Regions from separate parts of the Homo sapiens genome. Here region 2 is linked to region 1. Evidence: read pairs that join two places in POLR2A ChIA-PET (ENCODE). Cell type or tissue: PC-9. All regions are shown on one strand. Links, peaks and the distances in the headings refer to the core of each region. The heading gives the core; the rest is flanking DNA.

Region 1 (8,273 bases), core at 3,534-6,033:
AACAGAATAAAAGTATTAACCTTCTTTAGTTGAATTTTCAATCAGAAAATGGCTTTCGTCTGCTCTCTTTCCCGTTCTAGCAGTCTCCAACAGCCAAGCTATAGTAACGGCAGGTAAATTCCACTTCTTTGCAGCTTCATATTTAGAGCCACCACGTTCTTTCAGTATAAGATGAGTACTGGCAAACATGCCTTTCTTTGCATTGGATTTGCGAACAAAGTATTCTTGAACACTGAAATTTATGTTTAAAGAAGTGGAAATGGTCACATATACAATTAACCCGCAAAACTAACAAAATTTCCAACACAACAGTGTGGTTAGAGATCATGTAAGTATAAAAAAAAATACTGATTAAAAGTTGGTTTACTCTATCTGAAATTAAGCTAATCCCCTTACAAATGCTTACTCTAGGGTAAAAATGTATTGCTGTAACAAACTTTTTATAAAAACATAATTAGACATGCAAAGAACAGACAGCAAAAATCCTTTTGAGACAGGGTCTTGCTATGTTGTCCAGACTGGAGTGCAGTGGCACAATCACAGCTCACTGCAACCTCCGCCTCCCAGGCTCAAGCCATCCTCCCACCTCAGCCTCCCCAGTACCTAAGACTACAGGTGTACACCACCACACCTGGCTAATTTTTGTATTTTTTGTAGAGATGGGGTTTCACAATGTTGCCTAGCCTGGTCTCGAACTCCTGAGCTCAAGTGATCCTCCTGCCTCAGCCTCCTAAAGTTGGGATTACAGGCGTGAACCACCTCACACAGCCAAAATTACCTCCTTAATTAGTTATCACCCCCACACCTTGTCCTTTCCTCCCAAAAGAAGGCACAGAAAAAATGACAGGAGCAAAGTGTATAAATAACATTATTATTATTTTTTAACCTACTACAACTTTCCAAAGCATTTCTACATATTATCTCATTTGATCCTCTCAATATTTAAGTATAGACATGGGAAAAAATACAGAGAAATTAAGTGCCTCAAGATCATAGGATATTAAACACAGAGAATACGGGGCAGAAAAAGAAGTCTACGACTTGAGATTGAACAGAATTCCGTGATTTCTTTTATGACTTCTGGGTTTTATGTTCTAGTTCCCAACTTTTCAGATTTTTAAATTTCCCATGTTTCCTAGCACTTTTTTTTTCTATGTTTTGTGTTTATCTTAGTACTTTTATAATTTCATTTTTTACATTTAACCCACCAATCCATTCAGTACTTATTTAGATATGAGATACTGCTCCAACTTTAATGAATCCTATTTATTGAATAAGCCATGTCTTCCTTATATATATTTGAAATGTCACTTGTATCGTAAATTCCTTTTTACATTTGGGTCTCCTGCTACATTTGCTGTCCATTAATTAAACTTTCTGCTACACGTAACCACACTGTTATTTAGTGAAGTTTCACAAAATATATATTTGTTTGTTTGTTTTCTGAGACAGGGTCTTGCTCTGTCCTCCAGGCTAGAGTACAGTGGCGCCACTGTGACTCACTGCAGCCTTGACCTCCCAGGCTCAAACAATCCTCCCACCTCAGCCTCCCAAATAACTGAGACTACAGATTTATGCTACATTGCCTGGCTCATTTTTAAAATTTTTTGTAAAGACAGGGTCTCAGTATATTGTCCAGGCTGGTGTTGAACTTGGCCTCCTGCCACGGCCTCTCAAAGTGCTAGGATTACAGGCATGAACCACCAGACCTGGCCACAAAATATATTTTAATAACTGTTAGGGCTAGTCCCAATTATTCTATTTCAGAATTTGCATGACTTTCCTGCTGAGTACAGCTTTAGCTGTATCCAGTGGAGTCTGTCATCATGTATGTTATTATCTTCCACAATTTCAGTTTTAAAAGAATTTTATTATTTCATATAATTCAAACAGAAAACAGCAAAAAAAGAAATATACAGCTATACGAATTATTATAAGGTGAAACCCTTAAGTCCACCACCCAGGTCAGAAGACAGAATCTTGCTAACTACCCCAGAACCTCTCCAACATGCCATATAAACCCCCTTCCCTCCCTTCTTAATAGTAGCCACTATTTGGGCTTTTTTTTGGAGACAGGATCTCATTTTGTTGCCCTGGCTGGAGTATAGTTGTGTGATCATAGCTCACTGCAGCCCTGGTCTCCTGGGCTCAAGTAATCCTCCTGCCTTAGCCTCCCGAGTAGCTGGGACCATAGGCACATGCCACCATGCCTGGCTCATTTTTTTTTATTATTTTTTAAATAGAGACGAGGTCTCACTATGTTGTACAGGCTGGTCTTGAACTCCTGAGCTCAAGCAATCTTTTAGCCTCCCGAGTGCTGGGATTACAGGTGTGAGCCACTGTGCTTGGCCTATTTGGATACTTATAGTAATCACTTCTTTACTTTTCTATAATCAAATAATGGCAACTTTAAAGACTACATTTAGGCTTTTGCTTTTTCAAGTCTTTTAGCTTATAGGTTCCTACCTTCTTTTCCATGCCCTTAATATATATTCATTGAAGACACTGGATCATTTATGCCAGAGTTGTACTAAAGTCTGGGTCTTGCTGATTATATCACTGTAGTATAGTTTAACGTGTTATTCTGCTGTTTGCATTTCCTATAAATTGGGAATTGGATCTAGAAGCATCATCAGATTGAGGTTTGATTATTTTGGCAAGACTACTTCAAAGTGGTGGTGTATTCTTTGTAAGAAGGCACATCATGTCTTGTCCCTTTATTGTGTGATCGACTATTGATGTTCAATGCCTAGATTCTTTCATTCATTAGGGGTTACAGTCTTATCATTCCTTATTTATTTATTTGTTTGTTGAAACATCTTTATAAAGGGAAACTTTGTCGTATCCACTATCATGTTACCCTGATGCAAACTGCACAGGAAATGCAAGGTAATTCCTTGATCCTTTCCTTTTGTCAGCTTTCAAAGTAATGGACTGGTTCTCTAGCATCTTTCAAAGATGACCAATTACCTTACTTTATTTGGTGTCATTATGAAGTCACAACTTAAACACTATTTCATGTGTTTGGACCCACTGCAGTTATTACCTCTAATGATACCTAAGTTTTCATCTTTGGACAACAGAGGCACTTTTTTTTTTTAAGGCTAGTCAAGTGAAGCAGTGGGAGTGGAGAAGGAACCACATAACACTCATAAATATAATAAAGACACCCAACCAAATTCTAATTTGAATGCTCTCCAAGAAGTCAAAATAAATAAAAAGATACACCAATACAACAGGTGCATTAAAAATATTACATACCTTGCTCCAAGGAGGTTTGCTAGGAATGTTAAAGACTCTTTTTCTGCTCCAGCACACTGGCTAAATGAAATAACACAATCCTCTAAAGGAGTCATTCCTGTCATTACTGGAACTGGTGTGAAGAGAGGATTCGACTTTGGATCAAACAAAGTCTGATAGTCTATGCAAGTAACCTTTTAAAAACAAAAGAAATAGTAAAGCCAACCTGAAATAAGCAACCAGTGGTTAACACTGGTTCAGGTACAGAAGCAATAATTTAGTTTTGATAAGAAGAAATTTTACTTTAATACAAACTTGTGTATGCTCATTCTCAATACATTTCATATCATAATGTTAGAGTATATATATACATACACACATATACATACATCGACTAATTACATTAGGCTATTAAAATCGGTAAGATCTATTATTAGAGTTACTGAATGTTGCTTTAAATTTCATTCCTTCTAATGTATTAGTTTATACTATTTTTCTCATAATTCTTGGAATGTTAAAAAAAAAAAAATCAACAGTGAAATTACCAGTGATGCTTTGGTTATGAGAAAACAAGACAAATAGTATGAGATGACCCTAGAGTGACCTCCTAAGAAGGAATGTTGCTGCTGTGGCCCTGGGAAACAGTAATCTCTACTGTATCGGGATTAGGCCAAGAAGCTTGCACATTTAATTTTGAATTTCCCTTGCTAAAAGCAAAATCAAGAGTGTTCAAGTCCAAGCATTGATTTACTGTAACTGAACTGTCTAAGAAATAAACATTAACCTTCTTGGCATTCAGATATCCTTCGATACTTTATTTCAACCACTAGTGTTGTCTTACCAGCCATGTATTTGTAACAACTTCTCCCACAGTGGCTTCCACTTCACACCCCAGCAGAGGAACCACAGCATAATCCGCAACAGTTCTGCTCAGAAGGGACATGATTTTCCCAGCATTTTCTTTTATGATGTTTGCGATGTTAGATTCATTTTCATTACTAAAACCCAAAACAAGGAAACTCTTTTGGCTAAATAAGCCTTCTTCAGTAATTGTAGAAACATCAGGGACACAATGACTGACAGAAGACTGGTTTTCTTCTTGCAAAGAAATGTGAGTAGAATCATTCAAGGGCTCAGCATGAGTAGAATCATTAAAGGGCCTGGCTTCAGACGTCTTAGCCTCAACTGAAAGAGAAAAGTAAATGTTTTCTAACCAACAATTTACCTTATACAGTTTACTTCCTAGCAAGGATATTAACGTAACATGGAATCTGATAATTTTGACCATACTTACAAAACTAAAGCTTACGTGTATAATAAAGGGATATGGATTCACCCCGTCTTCGGGGTTACCAAGAGTCCTTATCAGTATTACCATCATCCATTGGGAAGGACAAGAGCAATCATGTTAGTTCTAGGTATTCCTAGTATAATGGAAACTTGAATTAGTTTAAAATTATATAGCTCCAACAGGACTTAGTTCCAAAACTGGTTTAGATGATTCACCATAAAATTAAGAAACTATCATTAAGAAAAAAATTAACAAGTCTAAATGGTATAACTGTCAAGTCCTTAACATGGAACATGTTAACATGGAAATAACTATAAGGAAGTGGCTGGCAAATCCTAAAATATTTATTGTCTACTCCTTTAGAGAAAAAGTTTGCCCTGCTATGTGATTCCAACAAGGCTGGAAGCTATCCAAGAATCACTCTTTCATTTATATAAGCACTGTGACTAAGTGCTTTACAAATGCATGTAATGCTCACATAATGCTAACTGTGAGGCTGATACTATCAGTACATCCCTTTTGTACAAAAGGAGTCTCAGGCTTGAAGAGGTTATGTAACTTGCCTAAGGTCACACAGTTAAGTGGCAGAAATGAGATACAAACCAAAGTCTGTCTAACTCCAGAGTTCACACCACCATGTTATAGTGCCATCTTCGTACTTCTATCCTCATCTCCAACAGACACTAGCATTTTCATTTTTAAGTAAATTGTAATATACATTAGGAACTTGTAAATTAAGTACACTGCAATATATATTAGGAACTTATGACTCCTACTAAACATAAGTATTAAAATTGTACTTATTCGCACTAAGGAAGCATAGTTTTGTCTAGGGAGTTTACTGGTCAGTAAGTCAGGAGAGCTGGGTTCTAGTTTTATAGTCTCTTTGACCCTTGGTTTCATAATATAAGGAATAAAGGGTAATAGTATACTTATAATTTACAGATATACTCATGGGAATGAATATGCTTAGATGGAATTAAAGGTGAGGCAATACTATAAAACATTCCGGAAAGTTTTTTAAACAGTTTTGTTAAAATGTAAAGTTTGTTTTATAAGTAAAAACCTTCTTATTTTTTGCAAGTACAATTATTTTGCAGTCACATCTAGGAGAAAAAAATAACTTTTTTCGACGTCTATATGTTGTTGGTAAGATGGGAAGGAGGAAGAAATCCAGTAGAATTTTAGACTACTACTATAAAAACAAAGTAGAAATACTAAGTTCTTATAAACCATCAGTAAAACTCTGAAGTTATTAAGAGACTCATAATAAACTAACATGTTCTACAGCAGTTCTTTCCGTTTATTTTAGCAGTAGGATCTCTTTTCAAACAGACCGCACCCAAAAGCCTAAGAGATACTACATAATAAACCTATCATTCAAAAAGCTCCCCTAGGGCCGGGCGCGGTGGCTCATGCCTGTAATCCCAGCACTTTGGGAGGCTGAGGTGGGTGGATCACAAGGTCAGGAGTTCAAGAGCAGCCTGGCCAACATGGAGAAACCCCATCTCTACTAAAAATAGAAAAATTAGCTGGGCATGGTGGCACGTGCCTGTAATCCCAGCTACTTGGGAGGCTGAGGCAGGAGAATCACTTGAACCCAGAAGGCAGAGGTTGCAGTGAGCCAAGACCACGCCACTGCACTCCAGCCTGGTGACAGAGCAAGACTGCATCTCAAAAAAAAAACAAAAAACTCCCTTAAATCAAAAGCCATTTTAAGAATTAATTATAAAATACTTTATTATAGACTTTCTAAGATGCTTGGTGATCCACTAAGATTTACCATCACTTAATCCTTATAAAGTCAGTAAACCACTAGCTGTCTTAGGAAGGTTTAAGAAACTAATCACCTGCCCTACACCAAGTACCCTTGGCTGAAGGATAGTATGTAAAATTGCTGGCTGGGTGCAGTGGCTCAAGCCTGTAATCCCAACATTCTGGGAGGCTAAGACAGGAGGATCACATGAGGCCAGGAGTTTGAGACCAACCTGGCCAACATGGTGAAACCCCATCTCTACTAAAAATACAAAAATTAGCTGGGCGTGGTGGTGCACACCTGTACTCCCAACTACTAAGGAGGCTGAGGGAAGAGAATTGCGTGAACTCGGGAGGAGGAGGTTGCAGTGATCCAAGCTTGTGACACTACACTCCATCCTCAGTGATGGAGTGAGACCCTGTCTCCAAAAAAAAAAAAAAAAATCACTTTCAGTTATACCACAGCATCCTGGAAAATCAAGATGATTTCCTGATGTGATACAATACTAAAGCATAAGTAAATGGTTTGAGAAAAGTCAATTTTGTAGTACGGAAATAGTGTAAATAAAAAAGGAATGCTAGGAATTCCCTCTCTAGAAATATGGTGGGCTAGGATCTTTGAAACACTCTCACTAAAAACACTTCAAAATACAGGATAAAATATTAAAATCCAGACCACTAAAGTGGTTACTAAATCCAGAACATTAAGTAGTTACTAAAGCTAATGGTTAGTCAAAATCTATTAAATATCTGTGCAGTAACCCAGACCCTTGGAATGTAAAGGTATCACACAAGAGATAGGAGCCAATCCTTTGGTTTCATAAAACTTAGAGGTGAAGGAGAGTATACCCTGAGAGAACAAGCCCAGAACCCATGAAGAGACATATCTTTAGTAAACAGACCAAAACTAACCAACCAACCAACAACAAATCTGCCCTGTAAAGGAAGAGGTCAAGAACACTGGCTTTGTGTCAAGGGGAAACAACATCTCTCCTAAGAATCTGTTCATCAGAGGCTGGTCCTCAAAGTAGGTTTGGGTATAAATTCATATAGCTGGAGGTCTAAGAAACCTCCAGCCAATACACCAACTTAAAGGCATATTGAGTTTGTAAACTCCTAGGCACCTAGCAGACCCAAACATGAACCTTTTCTGGGGTAACAAACCCCTACCCCAAGTTTCTTAGAATTCCTAGAGTCCTAGTAAGTACAAGTTCACAATAAAAATCACAAAACACAAGAAAACCAGGCACCATAAACAACAGCCAACAGAACAATTCACAGATGTTTTGATAGGTTTAATGTGTTTTAAGAAATAAAGAACAAAAAATACAAATACAAAATGACAGACTTGGCTGGGTGTGGTGGCTCACACCTGCAATCCCAGCACTTTGGGAGGCTGAGGTGCTTCAAGACCAGCCTGGGTAACATAGTAGCACCCCATCTCTATTTTTAAAAGTAAAAAAATAAATGACAGACTATTTAAAAAGCTAAAACTTCTAGGAATTGAAAAATTAATTATTAAAACAGAAAATTTAATGGATGGGTAAAACAGATTAGGCAATAGCGGAAGAGATGATTCGTGATCTGGAAAAAAATCTGAAGGAATTACACATAATAAATCACAGAAAGACAAAAAGATGGAAGATAAGGACAGGTTAAGTGACCTATATGCAAAGCAAATGGGAGTTAAGAGAATATAGAGAATGGGGGAGAGGCAATATTCAAAGAGATAATAAACATTTCTTGACCTAACAAAAAGCAAAAAATCTACTAATTCTCAGATTCAGAAGGCACAGTGAATCTCAAGCAGGACAAATAAATGGTAAAGCTCTAGGACACAAAAACCAAAAGGAAGACTATCTTAAAAACAGCCAGAGGATAAAGACAGATTATCTGTAAAGGAATGACAGACTGATATCTGACCTCCTATCCAGCAGTCAGGGAAATAGATGACAATGAAACAATATCTCTGTGCTTAAAGAAACTG
Region 2 (2,500 bases), core at 1-2,500, 930 kb before region 1:
TGTAAAGAAAAAACAAAATGGTTTTATGGATCAAAGATAAGAATTAGAAAAAATAATGTAACAACAAATAACATATTACCAAGTAAGATAAAAAAACTACTCAATCATTAAGTAATAAGATAAGATATATCCTTAATAAATATAAAAACAGGGAAAGAAAAGGGAAGGGGTGGATAGCAATGAAACCCTACTGAAGGCAATCAAGTTGAAGAACTCCTTAAACATATTCTGGATGAAGGCTCATTGACCAGGTAGTTCCCTGTTCACCCGGCCACTAGGCAAAGTCTTAAGGGTCTACAATGGGTTATGCTACAGGGAAACTGGTGAAACTTAAGGCCTTACATATATCTATACACAGTTAAAGTCAGAGTTGGTCCACAATTAAAAAAGCAAAATGCTTTGGAAAGGTTAAATTTAGACAGTAAATCTAGAAAGAAAAATTAGCCTCTTATTAAACTTATTTTGTCCTTTATCTCTATATCTAACTGGTGAAAAAAAATCTTTACTTGCAGACAAGATTCATTAGCATGATTATATTCACATTATAAGAACATTGTTCACTTTACTGGGTCTATTTAAATAGTAAGCTCCTCAAAAAATGTAAATTATGATTCAACACCTACACAAGTGATCAAGTACATGAACTTTATATGTAAAATACATAGTTCAAATACCTCTCAGTTTGTATCCAAAGAAAGAAAAGAATGAAGGTTAATGTTGATTATTGAAATTAGGGGTTATCAACTTTTTCTGTAAAAGGCCAGATAGTAAACAACTCAGGTTTTGTAGGACACATGGTTTCTGTTGTAAAGATTCAACTTTGCTATTATAGTATGAAGGCAGCTGTAGAAAATACACGAATGGGCCAGGTGTGTTGGCCTACGCCTGTAATCCCAGCACTTTGGGAGGCCAAGGCAGGGGGATCACAAGGTTAGGAGATTGAGACCATCCTGGCTAGCACAGTGAAACCCCATCTCTACCAAAAATACAAAAAATTAGCCAGGCGTGGTGGTGGGCGCCTATAGTCCCAGCTACTCAGGAGGCTGAGGCAGGAGAATGGTGTGAACCTGGGAGGTGGAGCTTGCAGTGAGCCGAGATTGCGCCACTGCACTCCAGCCTGGACGACAGAGCAAGACTCTGTCTCAAAAAAAAAAGAAAAAAAAATTTATATATATATGAATGAATGAATGTGGCTGTGTTCCAATAAAACTTTATTTACAAAAGCAAACTCCTGGCTAGATTTGGCCCTTGGGCTATATTTGCCAAACTCTGATTAAAATAAGCTAAAAATTAAGGTGTTGATCATATGACCTATGAAACAAGTCTAACAGCTTAAAACTTTTAATTATTTTATTTAAGTGTGAAACAGTTGTAGAATTTATTGAATTTCATGGATTTTTTTATTATAAGGATGCAATAAAATTTATCTTTGAAGCTTATTTGGCAAACTCAATTCTATTTACAGTTTACTGCTTATAATAAATTACATTTTTTTTCAGCTTACCTTGGTAATGTTAAGTGAATAAATAAAATAACTAAAGAACTTTTCTCAATTTCCCATTTTCTTACAGTGAGGTATTGATTTTCAACATCTATTGGAAAATAAACAGCATGGAAAAAATATCCCATTGTCTCGCACATTCTCTTAAGTTTAGGTGAATAGTCCTAAAAACAAATGAAAACATACAAAAGTTTAATGTATTTAACTAAAGATCAAGTGAGATTCATACTACTTAAAATAAAAAGCACGCTTTAAAACAGGTTATACTGGATATCTTTTCATATAAAATTTTAAAAATAATCACATTTTAAAGAAAATCTTAAAAAGGCAAGTTTCTCTCAAATACAAATAATAATAGCTTAGCAACTTGGCCTTTTTCTAGCTCAGAAAATGACTTATTTCATAGTAAAGCTAGAACAACAGGAGACAGTATTAGGCTATTTTGCTTTGGTATTTGTTTCTTTTTGTTATTATTACTATGAACAATCTGTTTTATTGTCATAAAGAGTGCAAAATATAGATCCATAAATCTGTATAGTAAAAAACATCCACGATGATATATCAGAACGCTAAAGCAGAGCGATATAAGTTAAAAACACATAAATCTATAATTAAGTTAGTAAGTAATGATGACTATTATTATGAAAGAAATCAGTAATGCCCTCAAAATGTCGTTGGGAATAACATTTTCAATTACTGGATGGAAGCTTTGGGCTTTAAAATATTTTATCTTTTTACTAAAATTGAATAATATCACAAAGGAAAGCTAAATGAATTTGGTAATCAACAACAGGGAAGATGTTAATATAGCAGGTATAGCATGTGACACACAGATTCTATAAAATTCCCTTGGAACACTGGTAGGCAAGCTTTTTATATAAAGGGTTAGATAGCAAATATGTCTACAAAAATAATAATAGCTTTACAACTTGGCTGCTTTAGCAGGGATCTTTGTGGCTTATTTGGTTTCTATCACAATTTACTCTGCCATTGAATTGG

What was found. Peaks named below come from ENCODE experiments on the same cell type or tissue, not always from the same donor. Only the 100,000 strongest peaks of a DNase experiment are listed, where the experiment ranks them.
Region 2: POLR2A ChIA-PET joins it to region 1 with 5 read pairs; 3 of 35 experiments call an interaction of 5 or more read pairs at or near these places.

What each region holds. Positions count from the first base shown.
Region 1 is chr3:133,639,939-133,648,211 of GRCh38, forward strand. It overlaps TOPBP1 (DNA topoisomerase II binding protein 1), which reads right to left. Exons shown (of 28, transcript NM_007027.4): 11 at 4,082-4,425; 12 at 3,262-3,434; 13 at 21-232. Among named protein-coding and RNA genes, the nearest start is that of TOPBP1, 18 kb to the right of the region's middle. In PC-9, for the core only: no CTCF peak of the experiment used is centred there; a DNase peak (open chromatin) is centred at 5,013; H3K27ac peaks cover 1,135 bases.
Region 2 is chr3:132,711,622-132,714,121 of GRCh38, forward strand. NPHP3 (nephrocystin 3) reads right to left here. Exons shown (of 27, transcript NM_153240.5): 6 at 1,505-1,665. It overlaps NPHP3-ACAD11 (NPHP3-ACAD11 readthrough (NMD candidate)), which reads right to left. Exons shown (of 45, transcript NR_037804.1): 6 at 1,505-1,665. Among named protein-coding and RNA genes, the nearest start is that of NPHP3-AS1, 8.9 kb to the right of the region's middle. In PC-9, for the core only: no CTCF peak of the experiment used is centred there; no DNase peak of the experiment used is centred there.